Regions from separate parts of the Homo sapiens genome. Here region 1 is linked to region 2. The links are chromatin loops, found by intact Hi-C in ENCODE. Cell type or tissue: natural killer cell. All regions are shown on one strand. Links, peaks and the distances in the headings refer to the core of each region. The heading gives the core; the rest is flanking DNA. Region 1 holds the start of ZNF317 (zinc finger protein 317). Region 2 holds the start of LOC100505555 (a long non-coding RNA gene).

Region 1 (8,337 bases), core at 20-8,019, 660 kb after region 2:
TGAAAATAAAAAAATTAGCTGGGTGTGGTGCCATGCGCCTGTACTTCCAGCTACTTGGGAGGCTGAGACAGGAGAATCACTTGATTCCAGGAGGTGGAGGTTGCAGTGAGCCAAGATCGCGCCATTGCACTCCAGCCTGGGCAAAAAGAGTGAAACTCCGTCTCAAAAAAAAGAAAGAAAGAAAGAAAGAAAGAAAGAAAAAAGAGTACAATAAGAATGGAAATAAAAGGATATATAAGGCAAGTAAAAAAAAAAAAAAAGAAAGCTGGTTTGAATGTTAGTATCAGACAGAATAGATTAAGGCAAAAAGGCTCATAGAGAAAAATGAAGTATTACATAATAAAAAGTTATAAATCCAAAAAGAGGTGTGTGTGTGTGCCTGTGTGTATAAAACACAGCCTCAAAAAAAAGGAAAACACAAAAATTAAAAAAAAAAAAGGGGGGACAGAATTCTAAGGAGAAATGGATGAAGCCACCACCAGAGCTCTCACAAATCCAGTTTAAGCAGGCAGTTCAATAACTATGTGCAGATTGAACATGATGAGACAGCACTCATGGGGCCATGTTTGTCTCAGAAAATGCTTGACCACAGAGCAATGCAGTTGGCAAACAATGACCAAAAGATAACCAGAAAAAAAGTCACAGAAATGAAAATTAAAAGAAAAAAATTCTAAATCTGCATGCCAAAGAAGCCATGATATTTGATATTTATAATTAAAATACAATAAAGTATGATACTGCAATTCTTTGGGATGTGACAGGCATTCAACATAAGAAACTGGAAAGAAACATCCCAAAAAGGAAGAAAATGATAACAATCAGAAAGTTATAAAATAGAAAACATATATATCATAAAGTGGTTCAATCAAGCCAGAAGTTCTTTAAGAAGAAAACTGACAACATTCTGATGGAATTTATTTTTGTAAAAAGCAACATATAATTATTATAAATAAAAAAGTGGATAACATTACAAATGCAGCAAGCATTAAAAATTTGAGTATGTTATGAACAACCCTGACTATACGATTTAAACCTCAGATGGAATAAATAAATTCCTAAAGAAATTTTACTCATCATAACAACACAGAAAACCTGAATGCCCCACAAACCTTAAAAGAACAGAAACAATAGCTTTAAAACTTTCCACAAAGAAAACTCCAGACCCAAATGGTTTTTCCAGGTACCACTCCCGTTCTAAGGAACAAAATATTCTATTCTTATGCAAAACATTCCAGAGTTTAGAAAACAGAACACTTCTCATCCCATTTTATGAGGCTGGCATAAATCTGAAACAGAAAAGGAACATTTCACTCAAGCATAGATCCAAAAACACCAAACAAAGTATTAGCAAACCGAAGCCAAAAGTAACAAATAGTAACATGTCCTTTCCAAATTATTTACCAATACAAATTCAATGTAACAAGAGAAAATCAATTGGTTTAATTTGCCACACTACAGGATAGAAAAAAAATTATATTATTCACTCATTAATTTGTTACACAGCAGTACTGAGTGCCATAATTTAAGGTACTAGAAATGTATCAATAAACAGATACAAAACTATCAATATAGATTTTGTATCAAACAGATACAAAATGTATCAATAAACAGATACATAATGGCAAAAAAAAAAAAAAAATCACTTGTTAAAAGCCTGCAGCAATTCACAAGAAAAACTCAAGTAGGAAAAGAGGGGAGCTTCCTTGACCTAATAAAAACTATTCGACAGAAAAGCCTTCGGCAGACACAAATGACAATTCCCTTTAAGATCAGAAAACAAACAGGCTTGCCTAGAGTGTGCCATCCAAACTCCAGTCAATGACAAGGGAAGTCCCCACCCAGTCCAGCACAAAAAACAAACAAACAAACAAACAAACAAAAAAGACAATTTATCGTCTGTATAAAATAAATATTTGTATTTTCCTTTTGAATTGTACACATTTTCCTTGTCTACGAAGAACATCCAACAAACTACACAAAAGTTAGACTTTTCTGAGCACCAAAAAACAAAGTTCCCAAGAATAAATATAACAAAAACAACCTAAATCCTTTTTGCAGGTACTTATAAAACTTTACTGAGCCGGACATCGTGGCTCTCTCCTGCAATCCCAGCACTTTGGGAGGCCAAGGCCGGTGGATCACCTGAGGTCAGGAGATCGAGACCAGCCTGGCCAACATGTTGAAACCCCATCTCCACTAAAAATACAAAATTTAGCTGGGTGTGGTGGTGGGTGCCTGTATTCCCAGCTACTCGGGAGGCTGAGGCAGGAGAACCGCTTGAACCAGGGAGACAGAGGTTGCAGTGAGCCGAGATTGTCATTGCACTCCAGTCTGGGCTACAAGGGTGAGACTCCATCTCAAAAAGGAAAAAACAACAACAACAACAAAAAACACTTTATTGAAAGGCATTAAAGAAGATGTAAATAAATGATGTAAATCAATTAACTGCAACTCAATGGCATAAAAACGACAATATTCCCAAAGTTCAAATATAGATTCACCACAACTTGAAAACAAAAGTCCAGTATGTGGAATTTGGTGAACTGACTAGAATTTAAGCCATGACATTCCTGAAAAAGAATGGCTAGGTGTAAGTACTTCATCTACAAGATATTTAGAAATCTCTAAATTACAAAGGTGTGCTTGAATCAATACAGAAAAAGATTGTTTCCAAAAATACTGAAGCGCCTGAGTTCATTCACAAATAATTACCAAAATTTAGGAAATATATTTTCTGGAAAAGATGTATACGCAGTCAAATCCACGGAGACAGTATTGGTGGGAGAGGAGGATGCAGTTTAGAAGAGGCACACAGCTTTCTGAGATTTAATAATCTCTTTCTTGGCCTGGTTTGTAAATTCGCTTTACTGTTGTCCTTTTAAGTGTGTGTAAGTCTGCGTGTGTGTGTAATCATACTTTTTTTGCATGTATGTCCTATTTTCCAGTGTTAAAATATGTGCATAGGAAAGGACACACCACAAAATAAGACGGTAAAATTCAATGGAAAATATTAATAATCACGATAAGTATAACTGGACTAACTCAAGTTAATTAACAAAATGTTGAACTGAATAGTAAATATACATATAGGCTATTTACAAGAGTCCACTAAAATTAAAATAAATAAAAAAGTGCAACCAGAAGGTCTTAAATTAAAAATATAAAAGGTACTCAAGGTAAGTGCTAATAAGAACACCAATGTGCTGACATTCACGAGATAAAATTGACTACAGCGCAGAAAGAAGGTGATTTCTCCTCGCGATGTCCAAATCCTGACGCCCCCCAATCTCCTGAACTGCCCCCAAACTCTTGAATTCACTTCAGCCGGGCTTTTCCGCCCCCACCAGAGACTTAGGGCTTTTCAGGATCAGGTGACCAATGCTTCTCTCATCACTAGCTGCAATGGTCCAATTTTATCCTTCGCGTCCCCAGCTTTTCATATCGCTGATCGCGAGATCTAAACGCACCCCTCGTCTGGATGCCTAGCTCTTTAGCCCCCGACCCTCGTACCCTCTTAGTCCTCACCGCCAGATAGGCCTCCCGTGACCCCTGGAACTGAGGGGGAGAAGGGTTAAGGAAAGCAGGGCTTACACGACTGGGAATAGGATCGGGGGAGCGGAGGTGACGGAAGCCGCCGCCGATGCGAAGAGAAGTTCATACGGGAGGTCCAGTCTGGCGTGGGGACACGAGGGGTCCCCAACAGGCCGAAAGAATTCGCCGCTGACCCCTCCTTGGCCCATGTGTCTCGGGGCAATCGACTCCAGAGAGTAATGGCTTCCGCTTCACTGCCGCCTTCCAATTCTCGCGGGACTTCATTGGCGGCGTCTAATACGGAAGCGGGGCGGAGAGGATGCTGGGAATTGTAGTTTTGAAGTTTGGATTGGCATGGCGGCCGTGCCCCGGTGGAATCTGACGGTCCAGCATATTTCTCCAATTTCTACTCAAGACTCAAATTTTCAACCACAACCCACAGCATTTTGTAGCCATCGTAGTGGTAAAGGTTGAATCAGGCAAGAATTGTCATCTACATGACACAACTGGGGGACATTTGCATGACGAGCAGAATATTTGAATTGCCTTAAATGCCTCTCTATAAACTGCTCGTATGTTGGAATGGAGAAAAAGTAATAGAAATTGTACAGCGAAGAAATTGGACAACATCTGGACCAGGTGATCAAATCAATATCACCAGTGAGGGTCAGATGGAGACCACGTGCCTCTGAATGACACCTTGGGAAGGGCGTAAAATCACCATCACCTGTGTGGTGTTCATCCTGCATATCTGCTATTTTGTATTTTTTGACCCACATCTTCCCATTTTCTTCCCCAACTGCCTCATTCTTTATTTCTGTGTATTTGAGCTGTCTCTCTTGATTAAAAAAAGTTCCTCATGTAAGTGACGTCATGCAATATTTTTCTTTTTGTGTCTGGCTTATTTCACTTAGCGTAATGTCCTCCAGGTCCACCCATCTTGTGATAAATGTCAGGACCTCCTTCTATTTCAAGGTTGAATAATATTCCGTTATATATATTATATGTTTTATACAATGGAATATATATTATATCATATTTATTATAATTATGTATTATGTGTATTATTACCGTATATTATATAATATATGCTAAAATAATATATGTATGTATGTTATATATATTATGGAATATATATTATATATAATATATATTATTTTAGCAGGAGGAGTCTGCATATACAAAATTCCAGAATCAGGCTGGGTACAGTGGCTCACACCTGTAATCTCAACACTTTAGGAAACCAAGGCTTCCCATGTAACCAGTAGGGGCAGAATTATATAGGCAGGAGAGACAGATGGTTAGTATTATCCAGGGCAGGTATTATAAAAGACAGAGAGAAGGAAATTTGAGGTTTTGGAAAATATATTATTGAGGGGATGGACCATGGTGCGTATATATATATATACACACACATATAAAATGTATGTATGGAATATATATGGATATAAGATATTCATATATAATATATAATCTATATTACATAACGTAATATATATTTCATAATACATAATATATACACCATAATATATAGCATATATACATATAATAATACATATAATATATAATATGTATTTCATATAGTATATTATATACATATATTACATATAATATATTACATGATATATAACATAATGGGAATATCTATTATGTAATAGGTATATATTTATATACAACATATTATATTAATATTTAATATAATATGAAATATATATCAATATTATATGATATTAATGTTGACATCATATATAAATACAAAAGAGATAGAATATTATTCAGACTACATAGCTGCTATTTTGTATTTCGTATTCATGTGAGCATCAATGGACATTCAGGTTGTTTCCGTAACTTGGATATTGTAAATAATGCTACAATGAAAATGAAAGTGCAGACATCGTTATGAGGTGATTATTTCATCTCTTTTAGGCATATATTCAAAAGAGGAATTGCTGGGTCATATAGTAGTTCTGTTGTAGATTTCTTTAAGAGCCTGAATACTGTTTTCCACAAAGGTTGTACCAGTCTGCATTCCCACCAACAATGTACTAGGGTTCACTTTGCTTGATGCCCTCGCCAACATTCATCTCTCATCTTTTTTTTCCTTTTTTTTTTTCTTTTTGCAATGGAGTTTCGTTCTTGTTTCCCAGGCTGGGGGGCAATGGTGAGATCTCAGCTACCGCAACCTCCGCCTCCCGGGATCAAGCGATTCTCCTGCCTCGGCCTCCCGAGTAGCTGGGCTTACAGGCATGCACCACCACGCCCAACTAATTTTGTCTTTTTAGTAGAGACGGGCTTTCTCCATGTTGGTCAGGCTGGTCTCGAACTCCCGACCTCAGGTGATCCGCCCGCCACGGCTTCCCAAAGTGCTGGGATTACCGGCTTGAACCACCGCGCCCGGCCTCTCCTATCTTTTTGATGATAGTTCTCCTTAAGGATGTGAGGTGATATCTCACAGTGGTTTTAATTTGCATTTCCCTGATGATTAGTGATGTAGAGCACCTTCTCATATACCTGCTGGCCTTTTTTATGCCTTCTTTGGAAAAACGTCTGTTCAGACCCTTTGCCCATTTTAAAATCAGGTTATTTGTTTTTCTGCTATTGATTTATAAGAGTTCTTTATAAATTTTGGATATTAACCCCTTATCAGATATGTGGTTTGCAAATATTTTTTCCCAGTCCGTGGATCGCCGATTCATTCTGTTGATTGTTTCCTTTGCTATGTAGAAGCTTTTTAATTTGATGTAGTCCCATTTGTCTACTAATTTTTGCTTTTGTAGTCTGATCTTTTGGTGTAATATCAAAAAAATATATATATATATATTTGGTCTTTTATCCATTTTGAGTTGATTTTTGTGTATGGCGTAAGATAAGGGTCAAATTTCCTTCTTTTGCATGTGGAAATCTAGTTTTCCTGGCAGCATTTACGGAAGAGGCTATCCTTTTCCCATTTTGTCCTCTTGGTGCCCTTATTGAAAATTAGTTCATCATATATGTTTGGATTTATTCCCAGGCTCTCTGTTCTGTTCCTTTAGTTTCTATTTTTATGCCAGTATCATGCCTTTTTTTTTTTTTTTTTTCTTGAGACAAGTCTTGCTCTGTCACCCAGGCTGCAGTGCACGGCTCACTGCAGCCTCGATCTCCCGGGCTCAAGTGATCCTCCTGCCTCAGCCCCCCAAGTATCTGGGACTACAGGTGCATGCCACAGCGCCTGTCTAATTTTTGTATTTTTCATAGAGACAGGGTTTCCCTATGTTTGCCCAGGCTGGTCTTGAACTCCTGGGCTCAAACAATCCACCTGCCTCATCCTCCCAAAATGCTGGGATTGCAAGCGTGAGCCACCACGCTGGGTCCCTTTTTTTTTGAGACTTAGTTTCACTTTTGTCGCCCAGGCTGGAGTGCAATGGTGCGATCTCGGCTCACTGCAACCTCCGCCTCCCGGCTTCAAACAATTCTCCTGCCTCAGCCTCCCGAGTAGCTGGGATTACAGGTATGAAGCCTGTAATTAGCCATCATGGCTGGCTAATTTTGTATTTTTAGTAGAGACAGGATTTCACCATGTTGGTCAGGCTGGTCTCGAACTCCTGACCTCAAGTGATCCACCCGCCTTGGCCTCCCAAAGTGTTGGGATTACAGGCGTGAGCCACGGCGCCAGGCACGTTTTTTTTTCTTTTTTTATTATTATACTTTAAGTTTTAGGGTACATGTGCACATTGTGCAGGTTAGTTACATACGTATACATGTGCCATGCTGGTGTGCTGCACCCACTAACTTGTCATCTAGCATTAGATATATCTCCCAATGCTATCCCTCCCCCCTCCCCCCACCCTACAACAGTCCCCAGAGTGTGATGTCCTTCCTGTGTCCATGTGATCTCATTGTTCAATTCCCACCTATGAGTGAGGCACGTTTTGATTCTTAACAAGGACAATTGTGCCACCTGTGGAGACGCCTTTGGTTTTACCACTACCCGGGATACTACTGACATCTAGTGGTTAGAGTATAGAATGCCCTACTCCCTCTAACAGAAATACCAGGTCCTGAATGTCAGTCGTGCCAATGATGAGAAACCCTTGCATAGAAAAGTAGGAGATGGCCGAGCGCGGTGGCTCACGCCTGTAATCCCAGCACTTTGGCCGGGGCGGGTGGACCATGAGGTCAGGAGTTCGAGATCAGCCTGGCCAACATGGTGAAACCCCGTCTCTACTAAAAATACAAAAATTAGCCGGGCGTGGTGGTGCGTGCCTGTAGTCCCAGCTACTCAGGAGGCTGAGGCCGGAGAATCTCTTGGACCCAAGAGGTAGAGGTTGCAGTGAGCGGAGATCGTGCCACTGCACTCCAGCCTGGGTGACAGAGACTCTGTATCAAAGAAAAAAAAAAAAAAAAGCAGGAGATACTGGCTGTAGATAAGAAGGCAGACATCTCATTGCTTGCAGAGTGAAAGAAGAAAGAACTGGTGATGTTGTTACTGGACTACTTTCGCACTAGTGTCAAGAAGGTGAGAAATCTCTCGAATCTAGGATAAGAGAAAAAATAAAGAAGGTGAGAAATCTTTCTCATGGTCGTTACTATTTCTCTCTGCAGTAAGTTGTAAAATCATTTGTTATTAAACAGGGAAGTTGTGGCCGGGCGCAGTGGCTCATGCCTGTAATCCCAGCACTTTGGGAGGCCAAGGCGGGCGGATCACGAGATCAGGAAATCAAGACCATCCTGGCCAACATGGTGAAACCTCGTCTGTACTAAAAAAATACAAAAATTAGCTGAGCGTGGTGGCGCGTGCCTGTAATCCCAGCTACTCGGGAGGCTGAG
Region 2 (8,337 bases), core at 294-8,293:
ATTGGCTGGGCACAGTGGCTCACACCTATAATCCTAGCACTTTGGGAGGCTGAGGCAGGTGGATCACCTGAGGTCAGGAGTTCAAGACCAGCCTGGTCAACATGATAAAACCCCATCTTGGCCGGGTGCAGTGACTCACGCCTGTAATCCCAGCACTTTGGGAGGCCAAGGTGCTCGGATCACGAGGTCAGGAGATTGAGACCATCCTGGCTAACACAGTGAAATCCCGTCTGTACTAAAAATACAAAAAAATTACCTGGGCGTGGTGGCGGGCGCCTGTAGTCCCAGCTACTCAGGAAGCTGAGGCAGGAGAGTGGTGTGAACCTGGGAGGCGGAGCTTGCAGTGAGCCGAGATCGCGCCACTGCACTCCAGCCTGGGCGACAAAGTGAAACTCCATCTCAAAAAAAAAAAAAAAAAAAAAAAAAAGAAACCCCATCTCTACTAAAAATACAAAAAATTTGCCAGGTGTGTTGGTGGGCCCCTGTAATCCCAGCTACTTGGGAGGCTGAGGCAGGAGAATCGCCTGAACCCAGGAGGCAGAGGTTGCAGTGAGCCGAGATAGTGCCATTGCACTCCAGCCTGGGCAACAAGAGCAAAACTCAATCTCAAAAAAAAAAAAAGTACAAAAATTAGCTGGTGTGGTGGTGCTCGCCTGTAATCTCAGCTATTCCTGTGGCTGAGGCATAAGAATTGCTTGAACTCACGAGGGTTCAAGTTGCAGTGATCTGAGATCGTGCCACTGCACTCCAGTCTGGGCAACAGAGCAAGGGGCCAGCAAAAAAAAAAAAAAAAAAAAAAAAAAGCCTTTTCCAAGCTGGGATGGGGATGGAACAACAGTTTGACAGATGAGAAAACTGGGACTCAGAGTCATCTACACACAGTATTTCCACTTCATCTCCAGGAAATGACTGAAGGAATTTAGGGGATGTCTGTCAATTTCTGAGGAAAGACAGAACAGCAAGTGCAAGGGCCCTGAGGCAGGAAGGCAGGACAATGCTTCTGTAACAGCAGAAGCCCTGTGTCTGAAATGGTTTAAGTGAGTTGGGTAGGATGGAGACTAGCAGGAAGGAAGTCAATTATCAGTCAGATCATATGGGGCCATGAGAACAACTAAACATTTTGGGTTTTACTATGAGTGCAATGCAAAGTCATAGAAGGGTCTGAGCTACTGGAGCAATATTATCTGATATATATTTTAAGAATATCTGTCTGTCATTTGTACAACTCTTGGGAATCAAAGGTAGAATCAGGGAGCGTAATTGGAAAGTTAAGGCAATAATCCCGATGAGAAGAAAGTGGTTTGGAAAGTTGGTAGCAGGGGAGAACAGAGGGGTTGTGGCATGGTCTGAGGCTAAAGTGAAGGTAGATCCAAGAGCTATCTGCTGATGGATTTTCTTTCTTTTTTTTTCCTTTTTTTTAGAGACAGTCTCACTCTGTCACCCAGACTGGTGTGCAATGGCACAATCATAGCTCACCGCAGCATGGAACTCCTGGACTCAGGTGATTCTTCCACCTCAGCCTCCTCAGTAGCTGGGACTACAGGCGCCCACCACCACAGTCAGCTATTTTTTTTTCTTTTTGTAGAGATGGGATGTCACTATGTTGCCCAAGCTTGGCTCTAACTCCTGGCCTCAATCGATCCTCCTGCCGTGGGCTCCCAAAGTGTGGGATTATAGGCATGAGTTACCAAGCTTGTAACCGCCTAACTGCCTAGAGCTGATTTACCAATACAGGAAATTGCAATAAAGAAAGAGTTTCATTCATGCAGAGCCAGCTAGCCGTACAGGAGACCAAAATTTTACTATTATTCAGATCAGTCTCCCTGAAAACTCTGGGATCAGGGGGTTTGTTTGTTTGTTTTGAGACAGAGTTTCGCTCTTGTCACCCAAGCTAGAGTGTAATGGCGCCACCTCAGCTCACTGTAACCTCTTCCTCCTGGGTTTAAGAGATTCTCCTGCCTCAGCCTCCCGAGTAGCTGGGATTACAGGTGGCCGCCACCACGCCTGGCTAATTTTTCTATTTGTTTTTTTTAGTAGAGACGGGGTTTCACCATGTTGGCCAGGCTGGTCTTGAACTCCTGACCTCAGGTGATCCACCTGCCTTGGCCTCCCAATGTGCTGGGATTACAGGCGTGATCCACCGCACCTGGCCTGAGATCGTGGTTTTTAAGGATAATTTGAGATAATTTTAAGGATAATAGGGGGTCTGAAAGTGGGAAGTGCTGATTGGTTGAGTCTGAGATGAAATCACAGGGAGTGGAACCTGTCCTGTTGCTCTGAGTCAGTTCCTGGGTGGGAACCACAAGACCAGATGAGCCGGTTTATCCATCTAGGTGGCCTCAACTTGTGCACTGAAACACAGGGTCTGCAAAATATCTCAAGCACTGATTCTAGGTTTTACGATAGTGATTTTATCCCCAGGAGCAATTTGGGGAGGTCCAGAATATTGCACCCACCAGCTGCATGACTCCTAAACCATAATTCCTTATCTGTGGCTAATGTGTTAGTCCTGCAAAGGCAGTCTAGTCTCCAGGGAAAAGGAGGTTTGTTTTGGGAAAGCATTATTGTTGTTTTTGTTTCAAAGTTAAACTATAAACTAAGTTCATCCCAAACTTAGTTTGGCCTATGTCCAGGAATGAACAAGGACAGTGTGGAGGTTAGAAGCAAGATGCAGTTAGTTTGGTCAGATCTCTTTCCCTGTAATCAGTTTCTCAGTTATAATTTTTGCAAAGGTGGTTTCAAGCCCAGTACCCAGGGCTCGTAAGAAAGACATTCAGCTAGGCGCGGTGGCTCACGCCTGTAATCCCAGCACTTTGGGAGACCGAGGCGGGTGGATCACGAGGTGAGCAGATCGAGACCATCCTGGCTAACACAGTGAAACCCCGTCTCTACTAAAAACAAAACACAAAAGATTAGCTGGGCGTGGTGGCAGGTGCATGTAGTCCCAGCTACTCGGGAGGCTCAGGCAGGAGAATCGCTTGAACCTGGGAGGCGGAGGTTGCAGTGAGCCGATATCGCGCCACTGCACTCCAGCCTGGGTGACAGAGTGAGACTCCGTCTCAAAAAAAAAAAAAAAAAGACATTCAGGTCGTGCGCGGTGGCTCACCCCTGTAATCCCAGCACTTTGGGAGGCTGAGACGGGCAGATCACATGAGGTCAGGAGTTTGAGACCAGCCTGGCCAACATGGTGAAACTCCATCTCTACTAAAAATAAAAAATTAGCCAGGTGTGGTGGCATGCACCTGTAATCCCAGCTACTCGGGAGGCTGAGGAAGGAGAATCACTTGAACCCGGAGGTGGAGGTTGCAGTGAGCCGAGATCGCGCCACTGCACTCCAGCCTGGGCAACAGAGTGAGACTCAGCTTCAAAAAAAAAAAAAAAAAAAAGAAAGAAAAAAGAAAGACATTCAATTAAGCTTCTTCCTTTTCCCACAGACTCTAGAGTTTAACGTCTTCAGTGGGAATCAGCATGGACGTTCAGAACAGTCCCTCCTTAAACACAAAGACATTTCCTACCTCATACCTCATAATCACATGATAGAAGGGGTGAGAAAGTCTCCACGGCCAATCCCATACAGGGGTGTTCAAGAATACAGTTATGGGTTGTTAGTTTTTGTTTCTGGTTGGGCCTGCAAAGCCTCTTCCTCATCCCTCTTTTCCACTTATCACTAGAAACAGAAACTAAAAACCATGGCTTCAGGCTGCTACAAGTCTAAAACAAAACAAAACAAGACAACAACAACAAAATAAGGCGACTTGGACAAACTTGCTAGTAAATCCATTAACGAAGGCCCCGCCCTCATGATCTAATCACCTCCCTAAGGCCTCATATCCTAATTTCATCACTTCTGCGGTTAGGATTTAAGCATTTGGCTTTGCGGAGTGGTGGTGTGGAGGCAGGACACACACAACATACAACCTTCAGACCATAGTGAGGTAGGAGACTGGGTAGGACTTACTTTGTTTCCTGGTCCCAACAGGATAAAGTGAAGAAGCCACCGGGAACCAGCAGATGGCACCAAAAGCCATCTCTAGTTGCTCTCCTTGCTTGTTAGGGTAAGACACTCCTACCAGAGCCATGACAGTTGATAAGTACCATGGCAACAACATGAAAGTTACCATTCACTTCCACAACAATCACCTGGAAGTTATAGCCTCCTTTCTAGAAAGTTCTGCATGGCACACCCCTTAATTTGCATGTAATTAAAAGTGAGTATAACTATAGCTAGCCAACAGCACAAAATGCTGATTCTGGGCACACTGCATAGGTTTTAGCTGTACTCTGGAAAAAGCAACTCTGAGTGAATGAAAGATCCTTGTGTAGCACCACCAGTTGAATTCTTTCCTGGGTGAATCCCCAATGATGGCACTTACCTGCATCAGTAGCACACTTCTATTTCCTTAGGCACCTGCTTATAAGCTAAAACTGCCTGCTTGCCAAAAGGATATAAGAATTTTTATTTTTCATTTGGATAAAGGCAATTAGTTAACACAAATGGCCACCCCAATTACCAAACTTAGGATGAACTTCAACAACATTGTTAACACAGTCATTGTGTTGTGAATTCTTTTTTTTTTTTTTTTTTTTTTTTTTTTTGAGACAGAGTCTTGCTCTGTTGCCCAGGCTGGAGTGCACTGGCGAGATCTCGGCTCACTGCAACCTCCACCTCCTGGGTTCAAGCGATTCTCCTGCCTTAGTCTCCCAAGTAGCTGGGACTCAACACACCCAGCTAATTCTTTTGTATTTTTAATAGACACAGGGTTTCACCATGTAGCCAGGCTGGTCCTGACCTCCTGAATTCAGGTGATCCATCCACCTCAGCCTCCCAAAGTGCTGGGATTACAGGCATGAAAACCAGCACACCTGGCCCACCTGTGCACTGTTAGTGAGACTATAAAACGGTGCAGCAGCTATGAAAACCAGTATGGCAGTGGTTCAAAAAATTAAAATTGGTATTATCACATGGTCTAGCAATCCCACTTCTGGGTATATATCTAAAAGAATGGAAAACAGGCTCTCAAAAAGATATTTGACCACCCACGTTTATAGCAGCATTATTCATAATGGCCAAGAACACACCTCATTCATAAGGGTGTATTTTGGGGCTTTCTATTCTATTTATTGGTTTAATTTATTTACCACTACACCAATATTACTGTCTTTTTTTTTGCGACGGAGTCTCGCTCTGTCGCCCAGGCTGGAGTGCAGTGGCACGATCTCTGCTCACTGCAAGCTCCACCTCCCGGGTTCATGCCATTCTCCTGCCTCAGCCTCCTGAGTAGCTGGGACCACAGGTGCCTGCCACCACGCCCGGCTATTTTTTGTATTTTTAGTAGAGACGGGGTTTCACCGTGTCAGCCAGGATGGTCTCGATCTCCTGACCTGGTGAACCGCCCGCCTCGGCCTCCCAAAGTGTTGGGATTACAGGCGTAAGCCACCGTGCCCGACCCTGTCTTTCTATTTCTTAATGTCTGTAGGGTAAGTGCCAACAGTTCTTCAGGAGTATTTTGTACCTCCACATACATACATTTTATTATAAGTAGATCAGGTTCCTCATCAAACATGTTATTTTGACTGAAAACTTGTTAACTTTCTATATTAAGTAAGAAGAATTCAAGTCTTTATATTGAAACTTCTAATCCATCAACAAGGAAGGTCTATCCATTGATCTAGGTCATCTTTGATTTCTTTCAATAGTAGTTTACAAATTTCTCGGAAGAGATATTGCATACTTTTTTGTTGTATTTATTTCTACTTATTTTATTGCTGTTGTAATATTGCTGTTAAAAGAGACAAGTCGGCCGGGTGCGGTGCCTCACGCCTGTAATCCCAGCACTTTGGGATGCCGAGGCCAGCGGAATACCTGAGGTCAGGAGTTCCAGACCGGCCTTGCCAACGTGGCGAAGCCCCGTCTCTACTAAAAACATACAAAAATTAGCTGGGCGTGGTGGCATGCGCCTGTAATCCCAGCTACTCAGGGGCCTGAGGCAGGAGAATCGCTTGAACCAGGGAGGTGGAGGTTGCAGCAAGCCAAGATCAAGCCACTGCATTCCAGCCTGGGCGACAGAGCAAGACTCCGTCAAAAAAAAAAAAAAAAAAAAAAAAAGAGAGAGACAAGACAATTATCTTTGCATATTGAGTTTTTAGCCACTATTCTTGCTAACCCGCACATTATGTGTAACAATTTAGATTCTTTTGGATCTCCCACTTAGACAATTATGTTGTCTGTAAATAATGGCAGAAAAGAAATGTAGATAATGTTTCTTCCAATTTCTTTTTCAGACAGGGCCTTCCTCTGTCGCCCCAGCTGGAGTGCAATGTTGCCATCTCAGCTCACTACAACCTCTGCCTCCGGGCTCAAGTGATCCTCCTGTGTCAGTCTCCGAAGTAGCTGGGACTATAGACATGCATCACCATGCCTGGCTAATTTTTGTATTTTTTAAAATTGAGACAGGGTTTTGCCATCTTGCCCAGGCTGGTCTCAAACTCCTGAACTCAAAGCGATCTTCCTTCCAAAGTGTTAGGATCTCAGGCGTGAGCCGCGCGTGGCCGTAACTACAATGCTTGATAGAATTCGTGAGAGTGGGCATCGTTGCTGTACTCCTGAGCTTAGAACAGTTTTCAGTATTTCACTACAATGTTAGCTGTAGATTTTTTTACATGCTCTTTATCAGTTTGTTGAGAGATGTTGAGAATGGGCCCGGTGCGGTGGTTCATACCTGCAATCTCAGCTCTTTGGGACGCCAAAGAGGGAAGATCGCTTGAGCTCAGGAGTTCGCGACCAGCCTGGGCAATATAGTGTGACCTCCCATCTCCACGAAAAATTTAAAAATTAGCCTGCTGTGGTGTCACGAGCCTGTAGTTCCAGCTACTGTTGAATTTGAGGGAAGATCGCTTGAGCCCAGGGATTGGAGGTTTCCGTGAGCCGTGATCGAGCCACTGCACTCCAGCCTGTGCGACAGAGGAAGACCCTGACCTATAAAAACGCAAACAAAGTAGTGAAGAGAGATGTATCAGTTATCTACTGCCGTATAACAAACCACCAGGAAACAGCGCATCCTCGTACAAGCCGCATGAATGCAGAGGAAAGCGAGCAGAGGCATTTCGAGGTCCCGCCCAACAGACTCCCTCCATCGTGGTCCCGCCCCCACCCCAAGCCGCCGCCGGGTTCTGCCCCCACGGTGCCCAGTGAAGCCGGAGGGACGGGGTCCAACCGTTGTCGGCTGCGCGGAAACTGGGACTTCTCCCCAGGGTCGTGGAGGACGCGGCCGCCGACCCTCCCACCGCCTCACGCCTCGGAGACCGGGTCCAGAGCCCTCAGCCGCTTCCGAGCCCCGAGAGGGGAATCAGAAGTGCGCGTGATCAGAGCGGCACCCCCTTCCCAGGAACCGCAGCTGAACCAACGGTTTCCCCTGCACCAGCCTTTGCGACCAGGTGGGGCTTCAGGTGCGGCTTCGCCACGTGGAGGCAGGAAGACCCGGGCAGGGACTCGGTGAGGGGGAGACGGGGGTGGGGTCTTGGTGACCGAGAGACGGGGGCGGAGACTTGGTGAGGGGAGACGGAGGCGGGGACTCGGTGAGAGGATTGACGGGGGCGGGGACTCGGTGAGGGAGAGACAGGGGCGGGAATCGGTGAGGGGAGACGGAGGCGGGGAATCGGTGAGGGGAGAGACGGGGGCGGGGACTCGGTGACGGGGAGACGGGGGCGGGAATCGGTGAGGGGACGACGGGGGCGGGGACTCGGTGAGGGAAGAGAAGAGGGCGGGACTCGGTGAGGGGGAGACGGGGGCGGGGACTTGGTGAGCGGACGACGGGGGCGGGGACTCGGTGAGGGGAGAGAAGAGGGACTAGGTGAGGGGGAGACAGGGACTCGATGACAGACAGGGCAGGGTCTCGGTGAGGGGAACCGGGGGCCGGGGACTTCGTAAGGGAGAGACAGGGGTGGGGATTAGGTGATGGGGAGACTGGGACGAGAACTCGGTGAGGGAGAGACGGGGGGCGGGGACTCGGTGAGGGGCTGTCAGAGGCGGGACCTCAGTGAGGGGAGAGAAGAGGGCGGGATCTCAGTGAAGGGAGAGAAGAGGGCGGGGACTCGATGAGGGGGAGACGGGGCCGGGGACTCGATGACGGGAAGGGTAGGGGACTCGATGAAGGAGAGACGGTGGCGGGGACTCGATGAGGGAGAGGCGGGGGCGGGGTCTCGGTGAGGGGAGAGACAGGGATGGGAACTCGGTGAGGGGGAGGCGGGGGCGGGGACTCGGTGAGGGAGAGGCGGGGGTGGAGACTTGATGAAGGATAGACGGGGCGGGTACTCGATGAGGGGGAGTCGGGGGCGGGG

The links. Peaks named below come from ENCODE experiments on the same cell type or tissue, not always from the same donor. Only the 100,000 strongest peaks of a DNase experiment are listed, where the experiment ranks them.
Region 1: it touches region 2 in a loop (9-fold over the local background); 59 of 110 quality-filtered maps call a loop at or near these places.

Annotation. Positions count from the first base shown.
Region 1 is chr19:9,135,847-9,144,183 of GRCh38, reverse strand. ZNF317 (zinc finger protein 317) reads right to left here and starts at 3,787. Exons shown (of 7, transcript NM_020933.5): 1 at 3,592-3,787. RefSeq lists enhancers at 3,765-3,974, 4,025-4,124. In natural killer cell, for the core only: CTCF peaks have their summits at 7,318 and 7,525 (motif pointing left); DNase peaks (open chromatin) are centred at 3,823 and 7,503; H3K4me3 peaks cover 1,631 bases; H3K27ac peaks cover 1,004 bases.
Region 2 is chr19:9,792,031-9,800,367 of GRCh38, reverse strand. LOC100505555 (a long non-coding RNA gene) reads left to right here and starts at 7,188. Exons shown (of 2, transcript NR_148545.1): 1 at 7,188-7,434. LOC124904635 (a long non-coding RNA gene) reads right to left here and starts at 7,306. Exons shown (of 3, transcript XR_007067134.1): 1 at 7,215-7,306; 2 at 6,720-6,976. RefSeq lists silencers at 3,906-4,095, 7,680-7,829, 8,170-8,337 and enhancers at 6,795-7,295, 7,296-7,796. In natural killer cell, for the core only: CTCF peaks have their summits at 3,797 and 4,004 (motif pointing right); DNase peaks (open chromatin) are centred at 4,037, 7,117, 7,687, 8,067 and 1 weaker place; H3K4me3 peaks cover 1,243 bases; H3K27ac peaks cover 2,305 bases.